Linked DNA regions of Homo sapiens: region 1 is linked to region 2. The links are chromatin loops, found by intact Hi-C in ENCODE. Cell type or tissue: heart right ventricle. All regions are shown on one strand. Each heading gives the region's core, and the rest is flanking DNA. Links, peaks and the distances in the headings are about the cores only. Region 1 holds the start of LOC107986594 (a long non-coding RNA gene). Region 2 overlaps UNC5CL (unc-5 family C-terminal like).

Region 1 (9,922 bases), core at 890-8,889, 1.7 Mb before region 2:
AATGCTTTTCCATTTTAGGTGACTGATCTCACTCAGAAAGCTACATGACACGGCTGGCCTGCTTCTCACTCCCTCCTACCTTCTCTGTGTGGCAGCCACACTAAGCCTCTTGTCATGCAAATTGGGTCAAGTCATTCCCTGCCATAGACCCTGATATGGTTTGGCTGTGTCCTCACCCAAATCTCATCTTGAACTGTAGCTCCCATAATTTCCACGTGTTGTGGGAGGGACCAGGTGGGAGATAACTGAATCATGGGGACGGTTTCCTCCATACTGTTCTCGTGGTAGTGAATAAGTCTCATGAGATCTGATGTTTTCATACGAGGTTTCCCCTCTCACTTGGCTTTCATTCTGTCTTGGCTGCCACCATGTAAGACGTGCCTTTCACCATGATTGTGAGGCCTCCCCAGTGACATGAACTGTGAGTCCATTAAATCTCTTTTTCTTTATAAATTACCCAGTCTCAGGTATGTCTTTATCAGAAGTGTGAAAACAGACTAATACAGACCCTTTAGTGGCTTTTCACCACTCATGGAATAAAACTTAAACTCTGTCCCATGACCTACCAGGCTGTGTATGATATGACCCCGGGTCAGGGGCTCCAGCTGCCCCCTTTTCTTTCAGTGACTTGCATTTACCAAGCCACTTCCAGCCTCAGGGCCTTTGCTCTGATGCTTCCTCTCCCTGGACTGCCCTCCCCACCACCCGTCACATGGCGGCTGTGCTTTCTCTCGCTGCCTTCTCTATCCTCTTACCACCACCACTCTTGTCCTCCCATCCCTGATTTACCCAAACCAGCACCCCTTAACCTGGGGCCCATCAACTTCTGTGCCCAGCTTAGATGTCATATCATTCAGTGCTGTGTCCTCAGAGCACCCTCATTCCCCACGTGGCTTAGCTAGTTGACCTCAAGGCAGAGATTACTGTTCTCCTGTCTCTCCTTAAAAACAGAATCATATTTAGCTAAGTTGCCACAACTAAAAAAACTACCTTTCCCAGACTCCTTTGCTGCGATGTGTGGCCGGGTGACCAGGTGCTGGCCAATGAGATTTGTAAGTAGAAGTGTTGTGTGGGAATCTCCTTAGAAAGGGAGGGCTGTGTGTGCCCTCCCCCATCCCCTTTTCCATCCAGCTTCTCCATATAGCATTCCCCTTCAGCAAACTCAGAGCAGTACACTTGCCTGGCCTTGCCAACTTTCCGTCCATCCTCACCCCTGTGCCTCTGCACAGCAGGAGGTGGTAGCCACTTCCTTAGAAGGCAGTAAGGACGGTATGTAACAAGGGGCTGGCCATTCCCGCAGGTAGTTTGGGTGTTGGCTTTCCCGCTGCAGGCCAGCCGGAAGCACTAAAGCAGAGTCCAGGCAGGCAGGGCAGAGGCTGTGCTGGTGAAAGAGGCTGAGCAGCCATTCTAGCCGGAGGATACAAATGCCCATGGTGCTGATCAACTCTGGTAAGCCTGGAAGCAAATGCTGCTGGGTCTTCAGGCCAGGCTTGTCAGCTCCCTGCTCTGCTCTGTGGTGGGGCTGCCCTGGGCTGGCTCTTTCCCTTTCTGGCCCCCAGGTACGTCTATTCACAAGAAGATATGAAACAACTCTGCCCAACACAGGGCCCTGGTGACTGTGGGAGAAAACCTCCCCGCTTTGAGTTGGCCTGTGTGAGAGATTCCAGGGAATTCCCAGGGGACCAGGGCAGAGGCCAGACCTGGGTTCTGTCTGTGTGGCTACTGGACGAGGGGCTTTTTCGGGGAGTAGACTGGAGATGGAGGCCCACTCCGCCCACTGCAGGGGCTGTCACAGGCATAACAGGAGAAGACCACAGACCTGTCTTCCAGTGGGGTGCTGGTGCTGCTCTGTTTCTGGCTGTGTGGACTGGGGCAAGGCGAGGGCAGGATTTTCCTGGCATTCACATCACTGCAAAACACAAACAAACAAAAGCAAAAGGAATGGGGGCAAATTTATAGAAGGAAATTCAGGGTTTATATCTAGGAGCTGTTATGGACTGAATGTGTCCTCTCAAAATCCCTATGTGGACACCCTAATTCCCAGTGTGATGGCATTGGGCAGTGGGGCCTTTGGGAGGTGAATAGATTTAGATGAGGTCCTGAGGGTAGGGCCCCTGCACTGGGATTAGTGTCCTTATAGGTATAAGAGGAGGATGAGAAACTACAGTGCTCTCTCTCTCTCTCTCTCTCTCTCTCTCTCTCTCTCCCCCCCCTCTCCCTCCCCCCCTCCCTCTCCCTCTCCCTCCCTCTCCCTCTCTCTCTCTCTCTCTCTCTCTCTCTCTTTCTCTCCTATGTGAGCACACAATAAGAAGGAGGTGCCAGCAAGCGAGGAAGGAAGCCCTCAGCAGGAACTAAATCTGCTGTGCTACGGACTGGAGGTTTGTGTCCCTGAAAAGTCATGTGTTGAACCTAATCTCCAATGTAATGGTAGTAGAGGTGGGGCCTTTGGGTGGTGATTAAGTCATGAAGGTAGAACTCTCATGAATGGGATTAGAGTCCTTATAAAAGAGACATTGGAGAGCTCCCTTGCCCCTTCCACCATGTGAGGATGCGTCGAGAAGACAGCTGTCTATGAACCGGGAAGGGGGTCCTCACCAGACATCGAATCTGCCAGTGCCTTGATCTTGGACTTCCCAGCCTCCAGAACTGTGAAAAATAAACGTTTGTTGTTTGAGCCACTCAGTCTATAGTATTTTGTTATAGCAGCCTGAGCAGACTAAGACAAGAGCCAAGAGTCCTGTCTTGGATGGTTTACACAGTAATTTTCTTTTTTTCTTTTTTTTTGAGATGGAGTTTCACTCTTGTTGCCCAAGCTGGAGTGCAGTGGCATGATCTTGGCTCACTGCAACCTCCGCTTCCTGGGTTTGAGCAATCCTTCTGCCTCAGCCATCCAAGTAGCTGGGATTACAAGCATGCATCACAACACCTGGCTAATTTTTTGTATTTTTAGTAGAGATGGGGTTTCACCATATTGGCCAGGCTGGTCTTGAACTCCTGACCTCAGGTGATCCACCCACCTTGGCCTCCCAAAGTGCTGGGATTACAGGCGTGAGCCACTGTGCCCGGCCTACACAGTAATTTTCATTGTTAGAGCATGCATCTGTTGGCTGTAGCAGCTGAACAACAAACGATGGCCACAACTGTCATTGATAGACACGCCAGGCTTCGTGAAAGTGCTCTGCAAATATCATGCCATTTAATCCTCTCAATGACCTAAGAGGTAGATGTCATCGTCTCCATTTTATACATGAGAAAACTGAGGCTTAGACAGATTAAAGAAATTCTAAAGTTATCCAGCTGGTAAGTGGCAGAATCGGGAACTACTCAGGATTCTTTGAGGCTTCAGAACCTGTGCTCTCAGCCACAATGCCTTCTAACTGGGCTTGACTCTGTGGCATTCTAGGAACACACGCTGGCCTACCCCTGACCACACTGCCTGCCCCTGGGACCTAGCTTCATGCTGAGAGAGGAGTCAGATCCAACAGCTCATTAGATGCAGCTGTGCCTGCTCACCTAGGCTGCTGACATGTGCGCCTTGCCTTGGATTCCTGGCCAAGTGCAGTGGAACCCAGAAGCTCCTCTTGGGAGGTGAAGAGGCGCGTGGACACGGCTGGTTGGAGGCCAGTGTATTCCACATGCCTGTGGTTACAAGGTCCTTACTCTAAGTTGTGCTGTAAGGAGATCTTCCTCGCTTCCTGCCTGGAGACAACCTCAGAGCTGGAAGAGGCCTAAGAAGTCACCTGGGTACAACCCTCCTTTTACACTCTGGGGACACTTGGGCTGAGAGGCAGGCTAGGGTTAGAGACAGGTGAGCCGGCTCCGCGGAGTCTGCATCTTCAGTCCAAGGTACTCTACAGACCTGACAAACTGCGTGTCTCACTCATGAGTATGGCCCCTTCCCCGGCTCTGGCCTTCCGCCTTCCGATCTCAGCCAATGGCAAGGCTGCTTCCATAGGTCACGACTGTGGTCAAACAAGCAAGAAAAGACACCAGAGCCTGGGGAAGCCCCCCCTCACCCACCAATGTCCATTTCCTAGCAGTGGAGAGACTTTCCACGAGGTGCCCTTCATGGTGGGAAAGCAGAGATCCCTGTGCTGGGTCTAGTGAGGACCGATGTAGGACCAGAGGTAGCCACCAGGTGGCAGGCTCTGCACGCTTTTCTTCAGAGAACAGTAACCAATTCTCAAGGCTCCTGCTGAGTGGTTCCTGGTGCAGCCTGGAGAAGGGAAGGAGAAAGGGCTTTCCATCCTGCAAGTGCTTTCATGACAACGGGTCAAGGTCAGTTTGGAAGCTGTAGCAAATTTGCAAGACCAAGGCACTGGCACAAAAATGGCTCATTCACTCAGTGGCTTCCCAGTGGAGCCTTGGCTCAGGTTCCAGGGAGAGTTCACAGGTGCCAAACTATTGAAAGGTGGGAGGGGGTGGAAGAGGATGGAGAGATGGATGGGGCAGGGTAGAAGGGCACGATCACACCGTGGCCAATAGGGGCATCTAGTACTCTTTGCGGAGGCCCAGCTGCCCCACCTCATGCAGGAGGGCAGTGCAATGGAAGGCTGGGGGCTCTCGAGGGAAATGACTCCTCAAACCTGTAAGCTGCTCAAGCATCCTGTTCCTGGATGCCACAGCTTGGTTTCTGTAATTCTGGGGATGATGCCATAAATGACCTCTGCCCTCTCCCTTTGCCCAACCAGCCTTTGACACCGAATTAATTTCTCATGTTGACGCCCCTCTGGAGAGAGAACATACCAGCCATCAGAATGAAGTATCTTCCTTAATAAGGATTAATAAGCCATATTAATAGTAATTAGGCCTTCTGGGTTGCCAATCAGAGTGTTTAGTGGGATCAGCTTCCAGGACCTGAGCATCCCTGGGGAAGTGATGAATCAGGTTTCTTTCAGAACCTGATGAGCAGAAGACCAGCGCCCCGCTACCCCCAGTTCCCCACCTGCGGCAATTCTCAGGAGCAGCCGCTCTGGAGCTCGGGCAGCAACAGCCGCTGGGCCCTCGCTCTCTCACCCTGGCGGCTCTGACCGGGCACTGACCGGGCAACATTTATCTGCTCACAGAGTGACCGTGTCGGAGGGACCTTTGCACATCTTACAGATGAGGCAAGGGAATCCCAAAGTGGGGAGCTGGCTTGCCCGAGGGTGTGCTGTCGGAGGGGCCATGACTGGGATTCATGTGATTCAAATCTCAATAAAGGGGACTTGTTGGAGGTGGTCAATAATGACGTGACACACACCTTTGAAGTCCAGGGTTCTCGACTGCAGGGTTAAAGGTCTCTAGGCAAGCACATCCAGGAATCATCTTAAGTTGGAATACCTAAGGAATCTCCAGGAATGCCCAAGGCCAAGACAAGGTGGAAGGAGCACTATTCTGATGGGTGGCACAGCAGACAGTCCCTGGAGGCCTTGCCCAGGGGCTACTCCTTAGACCTATTCCACCATGGACTCTCTCGGAGATGCCGGCGGATAAAGGCTGGCAGCGGCATGATCAACAAACAAGCAGTAAAGAGGCAGCCCTGGCTGCAAGGGAGTATGACAAAGGGAATGAGGCAGAGAGGAGGAAGAAAAGGAGAAGGGGGATGTAAGGCAGGAATAGAGATAGGCAGAGCTGACAGTGGAGGGAGGGATGGGAGAAGAGGCGAGTGGAGGAGGGAAGGAGGCAGGCAGAGGGCAGGGGGAGCAGTGGGTGGAAGGAAGAAAAGGCACTTGCCATGGAGTGTGAAGGTCTAGGTTTAATTTGTGGCTCTTTTTTTTTTTTTTTTTTTTTTTTTTTTTTGAGACAGGGTCTTGCTCTGTCTCCAGGCTAGAGTGCTGTGGTGTGATCTCAGCTCACTGCAACCTCTACCTCCTGGGTTCAAGCGATTCTTCTGCCTCCGCCTCCTGAGTAGCTGGGACTACAGGCACGCACCACCATGGCTGGCTAATTATTTTTGTCTTTTTAGTAGAGATGAGGGTTCACCATATTGGCCAAGGCTGGTCTTGAACTCCTGACCTCGTGATCCACCCACCTTGGCCTCCCAAAGTGCTGGGATTACAGGTGTGAGCCATCATCCCTGGCCTAATTTGTGGCTCTTTGTGTTATTAACTACAGAGTTAAAGCATCTCATTCCCTTTCGGGGCCTCAGTGTCCTCATTTACAGAATGGGGAGGCTGAACTCTGGGTTTCTCAGCTGAAATGGCAAGGGCCAGTCACAGGGAATTCTGGGTTTCCACACCTTAGAAGGTTGGCCTTTTAAGGAAACACAGCTTTACCCTTTAAAAATCCTGGCCTCTTGGGAAAATCAGACGGTGTGGACACATTGGAAGAGCGGATACCCCAGGCAGGAGGATCTGGTGGTGGGAAGCACATAAAGAAAGCGCCTTGTACAAAATATTACAAAATGTGGGCTGGTAAATGCCAACACCTACTAGATAACATTATGGACATGTGTCCCTAAAAGGCAGTCATTGATCCTAAACACAACTGCTGTGAGGAATGAGGGGAGTGCACGACTCCGACAGGCCTGGGTTTGAGTTCACCACTGATTAGCTGGTGACCCTGGGCAAGCTACTTCATCTCTCTGAGCCTGAATTTTTTCACCTGTAAAGTGGGGGACCATGATAGTAGGCACAGTGCTCATGTATTTTGCACCTGGCCCAGGAGGGCCCTCTACAAAGGCTACGAGATATTATTGCCGTCAGAGGAGAAGGCCAGTGCTGTCTCCCTTGGGAACGTGGGAATGCCAACAGCGAATCCTTCACGTGAGATGTTCACAGGGAATGTCTGAGACGCCATGATGGCCTGAGACAGGGTTCCCTACCTGGCTTACCGTGGCAGAGTTCTGTAGGCCCGTTACTACCAGCATCTAAAGCAAGTGGCAAGGATTTCTTTGTCAGAGGTGGAGCCCCTAGAGCTCTTCCTTTCCAGTCTCTGGCGGGGTTACTTTTCCTCTCACCTGCCTAGTGTGACCGTCCCATCCAGGAATGCTGGCACTCCAACAACTGTTGGAGGAGGAAATATGGGGCAGCCAGCCACTCAAGTTGAGGTGTTTTAACAAACACTGTTCAGGACACTCAGTGATCTCTGCCCAGGAATTAGAGCATCCAACCAGCTCGCCGGCAGCAACCACAGGGGACAGGGCTGAACAGCGCTCTAGGGCTGGCTGAGAGCCATCTTCCCCAAGACCCTTCTGCCAGCAGTCACCGAAGGGGCTTGGGGTGGGGGTGGGGACTCTGGGAGCAGGATTTTTGGAAAAGCTCCTGTGGGTGATCTGATGCACACCTTTCAAATTCAAGGTTCTGAACACTAGGATTAAACTTTTTTTTTTTTTTTTTTTTGCAAGCACAGTGTATTTCTTTTCTTTCTTTTTTTTTTCTCTTTTTCAGACAGGGTCTCGCTCTGTCACCCAGACTAGAGTGCAGTGGTGCAGATCTTGGCTCACTACAGCCTTGACCTTCTGGGCTCAAAAGATCCTACCATCTCAGCCTCCTGAGTAGCTGCGACTACAGGCATGTGCCACCACGCCCGGCTATGGATTTGTGGGGAGGTAAGGATATTTTCATATTTTGTTGTAGAGACGGGGTTTCACCTTGTTGCCCAGGCTGGTGTTGAACTCCTGGCTCAAGCGATCCACCGGCTTTAGCCTCCCAAAGTACTGGGATTACAGGCATGAACCACTGTCCCTGGGCAAGCATAGTGTATTTCTACCTTGCATCTGTCGGGCCCCTTGCTGACACACCTGCCCCTCTCTCTCTCTCTCACACACACACACATGCACATGTACACACTTCAATGTCTTTGAAGCCAAAGGAAAAATGAGAGACAGGGCTTTCTACTCGCTGAGCAGGATATTGCTACCAGTAGAAGCTACCCAAGAGATCAGAAAAGAGGGTACAGAAATAGCCAGGGGTTCTGAGCCTCACAGCTGAAAGGAGAGCTTATTCTCATGGGGCAGATACACAAGGGCTCAGCACAGAGCCAGAGCAATGATTGAGGAAGCTGAATCCTCCTCGTTGTGTTTTTCAGATGTGCTGTGTGGAGTCCTGGAGTTTCAGCGAGAGGGCTCCGTGTGTGGAAGGTGCAGGTATACAGGGGTTGGAATTCAAATTTACTGGCCTCTAGAGGTTGGCAGGTGCCCAGGTGAATGCATGGAGTGGGCCAGGTGCAGGGCACAAATGCTAAGCTGCCTGCATTGCCATGGCATAGTGCAGCTGCCTAGTTATTCTGCTTCTGCAGTTTTAAAAATCAATAGACTATTATTTAGAGAAGTTTTAAGTTTACAGAAAATTGAGCAGATAGTACAGAGAATTCCCTTATACTCCTCTTCCCCACCTTTCAGTTTTCCTTATTATTAACATTTTGTATTAGTGTGATAAATTTGTTATAACTGGTGAATGAATATAGATACATTATTATGAACTAAAGTCCATGGTTTATGCAGGGGTTCACTCTTTGTGCTGTACAGCTCTATGGATTTTGACAAATGCATGACATCATCTATGCAACATTACAATATCATACAGAATAGTTTCACTGCCCCCAAAATTCCCTGTGCTCCATCTATTCATCCTTTCCTCCCTACAAGTCCATGACAACCACTGACTATTTCACTGTGTCCATAATTTTGCCTGTTCCAGAATGTTATATAGTTGGAATCATATAATACATAGTCTTTTCATATGAGCATCTTTCACTAAGCAATATGCATTGCAGGTTCATCACTTTTCATGGCCTGATAGCTCTTTTTTTTTTTTTTTGAGATGGAGTCTTGCTCTGTCACCCAGGCTGGAGTGCAGTGGCTTGATCTCGGCTCACTGCAACCTCTGCCTCCTCGGTTCAAGCGATTCTCCTGCCTCAGCCTTCCAAGTAGCTGGGATTACACGTGCATGCCAATATCCTTGGCAAATTTTTGTATTTTTAGTAGAGGTTGGGTTTCACCATGTTGGCCAGGCTGCTCTTGAATTCCTGACCTCAAGTGATCCACCCACCTTGGCCTCCCAAAGTGCTGGGATAACAGGCCTGAGCCACTGCACCCAGACTTGATAGCTGAATAATATTCCACGGTTTGTTTATTCATTCACTTTTTGGAGGACATCTTGGTGGCTTTCAGTTTTGGGCAATTATAAATAATTATACAAAAAGCTACTATGAACAATCATATTCTGTTTTTTTTTGTGGACATAAGTTTTCACCTCAATTAGGTAAATAACTAAAATGCAATTGCTGGATTGTATGGTAAGATCATATTTAGCTTTGCAAGAATCCATCAAACTGTCTTCCAAAGTGGCTGTGGGAGTGCAAAACCATTTTGCATTCCCTCTAGCAATGAACGAGAGTTCCTATTGCTCAACATCCTCACTGGCATTTGGAATTGTCATTTTTTGTTTTATTTTAGCCATTCTAATATGTATGTAGTGGTATCTCATTGTTGTTCTAATTTGTATTTCCCTGTGTGACACAGGATGTTGTGTACCTTGTCATGTACTTATTTGCCATCTGTATCTCTTCTTTGGTGAAGTGGCTGTTCAGATCTTTTGCCCACTTTTAAACTGAGTGGTTTATTTTCTTATTGTTGAATTTTTAGAGCTCTTTGTATACTTCAGATACAAGTCCTTTATCAGATATATGTTTTGCAAATATTTTCTCCCAGTCTGTAGCTTGTCTTTTAATTCTTTTAAAAATATCTTTTGCAGAGTGGTGTTTTAATTTTAAATAAAGTCCAACATCAATTTTTTCTTTCATGAATCTGCATTGTCTTCCAAAACACCAGGCTAGCCAAACAAAACACATCATGTCAGTTATTGACCCTGGGCTCAGGGGCTCACATAGGAGATGTGTCCTAAAACCAGAATGTGAGGCAGTGAGAGGGCACTGGGTCTGGGATGGCGGTGCTGTAGCCCTGGGCAGATGGACCCAGTGGCTCCTTCCCTAGTGCGGT
Region 2 (9,922 bases), core at 641-8,640:
GGCCAACATGGTGAAACCCCGTCTCTACTAAAAATACAAAAAGAAATTAGCCAGGCGTGGTGGCGGGCACCTGTAGTCCCAGCTACTCAGAAGGCTGAGGTAGCAGAATGGCGTGAACCCGGGAGGTGGAGCTTGCAGTGAGCCGAGATCGCACCACTGCACTCCAGCCTGGGTGACAGAGCAAGACTCCATCTCAAAAAAAAAAAAAAAAAATGTGGTGGTGAGGTCTGGTTCCTGCCTCAGAAGTAGCATCAGTGGTGGTGGCAAGAGTGGCTGCAATAAAGTCAAGTTCCTGGTGTCCAGTGCTCAGTAGCAGCAGCCATAGTAATACCAGTTTCCCTCCATGATCTAGCCCTACAGCACAGTTTAGGGCATTGTTCTTGGAAACTTTACCCCAAATCTATTTCTCCACCCTCCAAATGATTGTTTGTCCTTCAGTTTCCTTTATTAAATCCCATCTGCCTCAACTAGCCAGAGTGAATCCTGTTGTCAGCAACCAACAACCCACTTGATGTGCTAGATAAGCCAGGAACACTGACCCTGAATCTACTGCCTCTACACCAGGCTGCAGTGTGAACCATTTCTGCAACAGAGAGTATCGGCCTGAACCTCATCTCCCATTGCCTTCTTGAGTCAGGTACAAAGAAGGATGGGAGGAAAGCGTACTTCCTTCTGACTCCCAGCTTTCCAGGAGCTCCTACAGAACAAGAATGTTTCTTCTTCACTGGATTGTTATCACCAACAATTTGTGCAGGGCTTAGCACAGAGTAGGTATTCAGCAAATGTTTGACGAATTAATAAATAAGTGAATGGTAAAAACACTATAAAGTTATACCCAGCTGGATTCCTAACCCAGATCTGTGCTGTCCATTAACAGTACCCACTAGCCACACATGGCCACTAAACAACTGAAATGTGGCTAGTGCAATTGAGGAACTGAATTTTTATTTTATTTCAGTGAACTAAAATTTAAAAACTGATACCTAATCCCATTTTTGGAAAACTTTTGGCTCATTTGTGTATGTAAATGTACATTTTAGCTATAAATTGTATAAAAGCTGAATACAGATGAAATCTTTCCAATGAAAAATTAGCATACAAATTGAGATGTGGTGTAATTGCAAAGTATACACCAGATTCCAAATAATATAAAAAAGAATGTAAAATATACTATTAATGTTATATTGATTACATGTGGAAATAATATTCTGAATATATTAGGTTAAATGAAACATTAAAGTTGACTTCACCTATTTCTATTTACAATTTTTGATGTGACTACTAGAAAGTGTAAAATTATATATGTGGCTTTCATTGAATTTCTGTTAGCACAGATCTGAACATTAGCATAAATATTGCTCAGTGGTCAAAGGGGATGCCAAGGACACACATTTCCTCTGAGCACTAGAGGCTCCAACCCCACAGACCTAGGCCCAACCTTACCCTTTCATTTCCCCATCGCCTTTCCCCAGACTCCAAATCCAGCAGGAGGAAGTGTAGACGTGGGCCTCTGCAACATGTGAAAAAGCAGAAATCACAAACGCAGTGTTTTTCAGCAGGTGATTTAGGCAACTCTTCATCAGGGAAAGGGCTGGAAGTAAGGCCACAAGCAGTGATCAATTGTTTGCTATTTGAAGGCAATTCAAAAAGAAAAAAAAATCCCCAAGTGAACGTTCCTTGGGTGACCAGTGTGCCACCTCTGCATAAGTCTATGAAATCAAAGGCCCTGGGACAGCCTCTAATATGGTAGCTTCATTCCAAGGAAGAGTTTAAAGCACAAAGAAGAGCTGTTCTAGTTAGTATGAGTCAGGGCTAAATGTTAAGTCTCCTGATGCTCACTGGGGCACACCATCTCTCAGCATTAGGTGCCAATACATAACATGCCAAATGGGTTTGATGTGAGAAAGGAAGTGTCTGCCTTATAGGAATCACTTGGCCTGCATCTACCCCAGGATTTCCAAGCCTCCCTTTGCCAGCACTGGAAACGCATTTTGAGAAATTGGAGTTGGGGCCAGAAAGCATTCTATTCCCATCACTGGAATCTGTGTGGCTTCTATTTGCAACTCCAGTAGATGTGAAACTCTTAAAATGATTTTTTCCAGGGTAGGAAGGAACACAATGATGTCTTTGGCTAAACAGTGCCGGGCTACTGCACAGTTCAATCCTGAGCTAAGTGAAGGGGGAAAAGTCCGGGGCACTAATCTGGCGTGACTGGCAGCACCCGATGGGGTAAGGAGGACAGATGAGAAGGGTAGGAGAGGACTGGTGGGGATAGGGGAACAGGGAAGGGATGGAAAGGCCTGCTTCTGAAGGCTTGCATCTAACAGAAAAGGAAGGGAACCTCCCTGACTTACCATGCGGGACCCAGGTAATTTTCATACTGGAAGCACAATCTACAAAATGCTTCCCTCCAACCCATCCCCATAGGTACAATTTTACCAAATAAAATCATTCATACTCACATCCAAATTTGCCAATCTGAGCAAAATATAGTTAGTAACAAAGGAAGGCAATTTTCATATTTTATCATTCATCATAGAAAAAAAGCTTTAATATTTTTTAATTAAATACAGAAGAAAATTGTGTTGCCAGAGAGATTGTTTGCCTGCCTTTGAACAAATTAACAACACCTGTTTGCAAACAAAAGAATTTCCAGAATGGAGTCAAACCCTTTATTCTCTGTTCAGGACCCAGCCCATTCATGTCTTTTGTATACAGTATCAAACACATAGTAGGTGCTGAATAAGTATCTGCTGACTGAATGGGGTGCCTCTTTTATCCCTATCCTTTATTTCCCAACCCTAAACTGGATCTTGATCCATGGGGAAAATATCCCCACCCATCCATTCCTAGAGTAGCCCTGTCTCTTTCAACAGTCTTTGATACATAACATTGGTTTAGAGACATATGCCTGAAGGGAAAAGAGGGAGGGTTTCAGGCAGAGAAAGAAACACACAAAGACAGGGCACAGAGACTAGGCAGAAACAAAAAGATCTAAGACAGAGAGAGAGAGTAACTGAAACACAGGTGCAGAGCGGGAACAACTGTGGGAGACAGGGACAGAAAAACCAAGTCAGAGAAACTTAAAACGCACACCATTGGAGATAAAGAGATAAAAGGGCTGGGCCAGAATGATCATCTTGAAGTTTCTACTCAGCTTTAATGTTTTCTGATAGAGAAAATGGCAGAGAGAGAGGAAGACACGGCCTAAGCAGGAGGATAAAGAGACAAAGGAAGTTAGTAGAGGCAGAGGCAGCCAGCCAGGCGTGCCTAGCCGGGAAGCCTGGTCCTACCCCGGCCTCACACCCACGGGGATGGGCTCCCATGCCCACTTTCGGCTCCTACCTTAAGTCCAGCCACCCTCTTCCCCTACCCGCCCCTAAAGATCTCCAAACCACTCGGCAAATCAAATCCTCTCTCCCCAACATCCTCCGTGAAGCATTCTCGCTGCTCCAGCCCGCACTCAGCTCTTCCCCTCTCAACTCCTAAAGCCACACCCACCTCCCCTAACCACAGGGCAGGGCTGTTTTCGAGTTTGCCCTTGGCTCCTATGAGCACATCTTGACTCCTGCAAAAGAACTGTGTGCTTGTCAGGGCTCCAGACCCTACCTCCTATATTCCAGTATTCTTCATGACACCAGCCCAATGCCCGGTCTTCCTAAGTGCTCAGTGAATACTTTAGGGCCTGACCGGCCCTAAAGTGCACGCGGGGACCGTGGCCGTCCCCTGGTCAGTTTGGCAGGCTGGCCACGCTGAGGCCATCTCCTGGGCTCCTGCGCCCTCTGCCGGCCAGGAGGGGACCCGCACGCGGGACAGCTCGCGGCCGGAAGGGCGCGCCTGCTGCTGGGAGGCTGGCGAGGACGCGGGCGGCCCTGGCACCGTCCGAGGGTTCTGGGAAGGGTGGTGGGCACAGCCAGGAACAGCTGCTGTGTTCCTCTTAGGCGTAGGAGAACAACCCCTCTCGCCCCTACACCTCCTCCGGCCCTGCCCGCTGGGCGCTCAGAGCTTCTCGTCCAGCTCCAGGCCCTGGTTATCCCGGGCGCCCCCGCGCTCGGGGCCTGGGCTGCCGCCGTGTGTCCCACTCAGGTAGTTCTGGATGGCGGAGGCGCAGTCTAGCCGCTCCATGACGGTCATGAGGTAGTGCAGCTCCTGCAGGCTGCCGTTCTGCTCCTCAAACAACTCCAGGATGGCCGCTGCGGGGCTGCGCTGGCAGGACAGGAACCTGGCCCGAGGTAGGGGAGGAAGAGAAGGGTGTAGGAGCAGGGAGGGGCTCCCCCCCTGCTGCAGGCTCCCTGGGCTGCGCAGCGCAAGGTCCGTCCCTTCCCCATCCTGTAGCTTTTGTCCTTGTCCTGCTCTTGCCTGCCTTCCAGGGCACAGGAGGTGGGAAGCCCCAGGGCTTTGAAACTTGAGATTGTCCTGGCTTGGAGGCCAACTCTGACCCCTACTCCTCTCTAGGCTTCAGTTTCCTCTTATTAAGATGAGGGCTTAGACAAGAGGACCTCTAAGTTTGCTACAGTTCTGATGTTCTGTAATTGCCTTCTCTACCTCCCCCACTCCAAATACACCCCTAGCCTCCCCCTAGCCTCCTAACTCCCTCCTTCCTCCCTCTCTCCTAGGCCACAACATCCTGCTCACTACTAAGGAAACAGTTGCTGTAAACCATGGCTTTTTATCACGACTCTCCCGTCCACTAAAACCTTCCAGAGTCTCTCACCTCCTAACCAGCCCACGCTCCATGAGCCTTTCTGGCTCATCCAGCACCTGGCCTTGCCCTGTCTTTATGCTTTCTCTCCTTTCTCCCATCCTGAACCCCCTTAGCTCAGGCCTCTCTCTTTCTCGCCTTGCACACACTACACCCACAGCCACCTCTGCTACTCCCCAAAACAAAATGGCTGATCTCTTCCCCATCACTTCCTCCCTGAAGCCCTTTCTAGTTCACCCCTCCCAGGTGGAAGAGAACATTCTGCATCCCTCAGTTCAGACTTCTGGTCATAACGCCCGCAGTTCATTATTATTCTTGCTTCAGCTGTTTTCTGTCTCTCTTCAATGTGTTATACAATACTGGATTCTTACAGGAAGGCACAAGGAACACTTGCCTTTATTTTTCAAGCTCTCTGAACCCTTTACTAGTGTGTGCGCTCCTAGGCGCCGGGACCATGCCTCATTCATCTTGTATCATAGTGCTTAGCACAGTTTCCAGGGCATAATAGGTACTTGATAAATGTTTAAATGAATGATTTAAAAATCCACCCTGTAGTTTGCAGACCAGCCTGGCCAACCTGGTGAAACCCCGTCTGTACTAAAAATAAAAAATTAGCTGGACATGGTGGCGTGTGCCTGTAATCCCAGCTACTCGGGAGGCTGAGGCAGGAGAATTACTTGAACCCGGGAGATGGAGGTTGCAGTGAGCCAAGATTGCGCCATTGCACTCCAGCCTGGGCGACAGAGCAAGACTCCGTCTCAAATAATGATAATAATAATAAATAAAAATCCACCCTGTTTTCAGGGTCCAGCTCTAGCCCCATCACCAGGATAAAGTCTTCCCTGACCGCTGCACTCATAGTGTAGTTTCTGGAGCTTAGCTCAGTATTCTCCTGCTTTCTGAGTTCCTTGACAGGGATCATGACTGCACTGTCACCATTATTGATAACATTTATTGAATTAACAAGTGTCAGGCACCCAGCTACATGCTTTACACACATTATCCTATAATCTGTCTTGCTCCTCCTCAGGGCATAGCATGGCAAGCACTCAACATGTACCAAATAACTTCCATGTTAATGGATTCACTGTTAAATGTTAATTGAGCACCTACTATGCACCAGGCATCATTCTAGGTACTGATGATACAGTGATTAATAGAGCTGCCCTTTTATGGGAAATAGGGTGGACAGTAGCCATTCTCTGACTTTTAAGTCACTCCCTTGCCTGTGATCCAGTCTCCAGAGTGTCCTGAGGAACCCCATTCCAGCCCACCCTCCTCTACCATCCACAGACCTCACCCCTCTTCCTACCGGATCTTCATGCCGCAAAGCCCCAGGTGGGAGGCCAGTCTGCGCCAGTCATTGCCGGTGATGCTGTTTGGCTCCAATAACATCCGCAGCTGCTCAAAGAGCTCTGGGGGCAGCCTTAGGCAGGGAAAAGGGTGTTCTTGGAAGAAAGGGACAAACAGACCCACTCTGGTTCTCCCATATGCACCCTAAATGCTGTAGTCACCCTGTGGGTGCCAGGGTAGGAACCCAACATCCCCCAGGCAGCAGCCCAAGCAACCCCCGTCTCACCTATTGCATGGGGGCGGCTGGGAAACAGGTGGTGGCGCTGCCCAGGATTCCTCCTCTGATGCCTGGAATCTGAGGATTTCCATATACTTGGTCTCCAAGCCCTGAGTCAACACAGGGCAGGGAACACACTTAGGGGTCACAAGCCATCCCCCTGAGTAAGAAGCTGGAGTCCTACCTCCATTCCTCATGTCTCTCCTTCAGTCTGTCACTCAGAGCCACCTTACCAGGAGATACAACCCTGCTCCACCCAGCACCCTCTACCCACTGTCTCCCTGTGACTTCAGAACCGCACCTTCAGCCTTATGTTTGCCCCTGAGCTCTTTGGGAACTGGGACATGAAGACCAGAGTGCAGCCTGAGCCACCAGGGGAAGTCCTGGGTGGGGCCGTGGAGCAGTGGGAGGTCATCCAACCATAGAGACACTGATCTCAGCCATATGTGTACCTTCCTCCATTCCAACCTTCCCTTCCTCTTCTCCAAGTGACAACAGGGTATCTGCCTGCCCTCCACTAAGGTGCCACTATGGTTCCCCAAAGACTCTCAACTCCGATTTCTTCGCATCTTCCCTTGGTGCAGCAGGAGAGGAGAGATACCTAACTCCCAGCCTGCCTACTCAAGACCCTCTTCCTGGTCACTTCCCACACTGAAAATACAAAACATCATCTCTCAAATCCCACACTGAAGATACCAAACATCATCTCTCAAATGTAGACAATCAGCCTAGAAAGAAACCATATCAACTTGATGCCCCAGTTCTCTGAGTTGGGAGAAGGGGTTAAACTAGGGTTTGGTTCTTTTAGCTTCCTGCTGGATTCATCCACCGATAGACAAGGAGAGTCAGGGATGAGGGTAACTTGGAGCCCAGATGATCTCAGCCCCTCAAAGAGCTGGTATGGGGGCTCTATGGAAAGTGCCATCTTTACCTATGTGATTAAGACCATAGTTACTGGGCACCAGACCCTGTGCCCACTTTGCCTAGGATTTCCCCCAGGCCCTGCCCTTCCTCTGCCCCTCAGCTCCAACTCACATCCTGGAAGGTGTGCATGGTGACAATGATCTCATTGGTTAGTGCTGAACAGTCCTCATTCTCATCGGCTATAAAGAGAAGGTGACAGCGTGGCCAGTGAGTGAGGAAACGGCCTGGGGTAAGAGCAGGAGAAGGTAAGGGACTCTATAGTAAGACTTGGGAAATCTGAGGAAGCTGGGGTCCAACACTCCATTTTTCTCTCTGCAAAGATCTGTGTGGCTCCTGGCCTTTCAGGGAAGGTCTGTGTGCATGGCTGCATGGGGGTCTGCAGAGCTCCAGGGTTACTGGGAGGGAAGGAGAGGAGACAGGATGGGAAAAGAGAGGGGAGGAGGTACACACAGGGCTCCCGGACTACCTGCTTTTCTCCGGAAGCAGAAGGAGCGGAAGGGGCACTTTCCATGCCAGATGTGGAGATGGGGAACCAGCTGGCAACTGCTGTCATCCACATTCTCCCAACCTGGTGAGTAGGCAGACAGCAGAGGGCCTCAGAGAGTGGGGCCTTAAACAAGTATTGAAGGGGGCTGTGGGGAGGCATGAGGACAGAACAAAGGCAGGAGGGTCTCAAGGGAATGGGAATCCCCAGAGCCTGGGCTGGGACCCCAAGAGGGCCCTTGCACTATAAAAGCCTTCCATCCTTTCCTGCTTCTGTGGGGTATAACCCCTCTCCTTCCCACCTGCCACCTGGCATCACCCTGTCCAAGGAGTGAGTGGCAAGGGCTCAGTAGACAGCAGAGTGGTCAAAGCCCTGGGGGCTCCATGAGGCTACTGCTGGCCCAGAGGTCACAAACAGACTTGGGGCCTGGTGTGGTGGCTCACACCTATAATCCCAACACTTTCAGAGGCCGAGACGGGTAGATTACTTGAGGTCAGGGGTTCGAGACCAGCCTGGACAACATGATGAAACCCCGTCTCTACCAAAAATACAAAAAAATTAGCCAGGCATGGTGGTGGGCACCTGTAATTGCAGCTACTCAGGAGACTGAGGCAGGAGAATAACTTGAACCCAGGAGGCGGAGGTTGCTGTGAGCCAAGATCAAGCCACTGCACTCCGGCCTGGGCAACAGAGCGAAACTCCATCTCGGGAAAAAAAAAGAGAGAGAGACTTGGGATCCCCAGATCTCCAGATGTCCAGGGGAGGCCCAGAACCCTTCATTCCTGTGGGGCTCCCGATCATCCTATCCCACAGGCCACTGCCTCCCTCACCCTCTGAGATGTACGTGAGCTTCAGGCACTGGTCGCCCCTAGCCCCATTGAAGTCGAAGAGCTGGCAGGGCCCACGCAGGCGCCCACCATGGGGCTGCTCGTTGGTCAGTGCCCACTGCAGGGCGCAGGGCGTGTTGTTGAGGAAGTAGATACGCAGTTGCAGATGGGACTGTCCTGGCACCAGCGGTGAGCAGAATACGGCCAGCTGCAGCCATTTGCGGGCTTCGCGCCCCACAGGTGCCTCCAGCACACAGGTGTAGAGGCTGCAGAGGGAGCCAGTGGCAGGCACTAATGTGCAGGGAAGGCTAAGACACCAACACACTGCCACCAGCCTCCTGCCACCTGAGGGGCCTCTGTGGGGCCTTCAAGGAGGTTCAGAGAACACTCGAGGGGAGCACTTAGGGAGGAACTGGTAGGTTGGGGATGAAAAGTGAGCATGTCACAGTGACTGGTGACTGAATGGGGAGGAGAGCTGGCAGGGGAGAGAGGGAAAGTGGGCTCAGGGTGACCATGCTTGGGAGGGCACCCGCACATGGCCCTATTCCTGTCAATGGGTGGCAAGGAGGCTGGGAGGCAGAGGACCTAGGACTCTAGAAAGACAAAGAGAAGAAGGACAGAGATGGAATGGAGTCTTAGAGAACTGGTGCTAAGCCTGGGGACAGTCCTGAAAGGGGCACAGTGTAGAGAGAGATAATTTGAAAGACAGAGAGAGATGGGAAAGACAGGTCCCTCTTAGATGGAGAGATGGTGCTGAGTCAGACACTTCCAGACAGACAGAGAGACAGCAATGGGATTTGCAGTCATGGACATGATTGATGTGAGAAAAACTGCTACAAACATTAGGACAGAGGGGCCAGAAAGAGACACCAGGGGATAAAGGATTTGCAGACCATCTTCTATACAGAGAGATGAAGATAAGGCAGACAGAGAAAGTGGGCAGGAAAGACAGTCCTCAGAGAGATGGGTGTGGGAAGACAGGCCAATGGCATGTGCCTACCTGAAGTGGGAGAGGTGGATGCGACACTCATCCCGGGAGGCGTGGGCCCCCGGCCGCCCCAGGGGCCTCCATACCTTGGCATCCAGCAGGGTAGTGTTGCTGCTGTAGGTGCGAGCATGGCTGGGCTGCTCGGCACAGTGTTTGAACGTGAGAGTGCAAGGCTTCAGGAAGGAGGCCCCATGGGGGCCACATGCCACCACAGGGCTTACCAGCCCCTGGGCTTGGGACAGCGATGGGGCGTCCGACAGGTCCCACACCAGGATCAAAGACACCCGCTCCTGGCGGCCCACAGCCACAGCACCTGGCAGGGAGAGGGAGAGCTGAGATGGGCCTGGTAGGCAGGCACACCCCTGCCCCTGAAAGAGGCCAGGCCAGAGAGAAAGGAGGTGGGGCAGGAGCCCAGGAGAGACCCCCA

Evidence for each region. Peaks named below come from ENCODE experiments on the same cell type or tissue, not always from the same donor. Only the 100,000 strongest peaks of a DNase experiment are listed, where the experiment ranks them.
Region 1: it touches region 2 in a loop (3-fold over the local background); 21 of 110 quality-filtered maps call a loop at or near these places.

Annotation. Positions count from the first base shown.
Region 1 is chr6:39,343,881-39,353,802 of GRCh38, forward strand. It overlaps KIF6 (kinesin family member 6), which reads right to left. Exons shown (of 23, transcript NM_145027.6): 20 at 2,596-2,646; 21 at 1,820-1,909. It overlaps LOC107986594 (a long non-coding RNA gene), which reads left to right and starts at 7,371. Exons shown (of 4, transcript XR_001744111.2): 1 at 7,371-7,531; 2 at 8,011-8,068. RefSeq lists enhancers at 1-284, 959-1,460. In heart right ventricle, for the core only: a CTCF peak has its summit at 4,130 (motif pointing right); a DNase peak (open chromatin) is centred at 4,131.
Region 2 is chr6:41,024,374-41,034,295 of GRCh38, forward strand. It overlaps UNC5CL (unc-5 family C-terminal like), which reads right to left. Exons shown (of 9, transcript NM_173561.3): 3 at 9,508-9,808; 4 at 8,511-8,773; 5 at 7,663-7,764; 6 at 7,308-7,375; 7 at 6,282-6,382; 8 at 6,015-6,128; 9 at 2,522-4,222. The coding sequence ends at 4,000. Among named protein-coding and RNA genes, the nearest start is that of UNC5CL, 9.9 kb to the right of the region's middle. RefSeq lists enhancers at 3,336-3,405, 3,476-3,675 and a silencer at 3,816-3,925. In heart right ventricle, for the core only: CTCF peaks have their summits at 3,803 (motif pointing left) and 4,005; a DNase peak (open chromatin) is centred at 3,788; H3K4me3 peaks cover 1,488 bases; H3K27ac peaks cover 1,306 bases.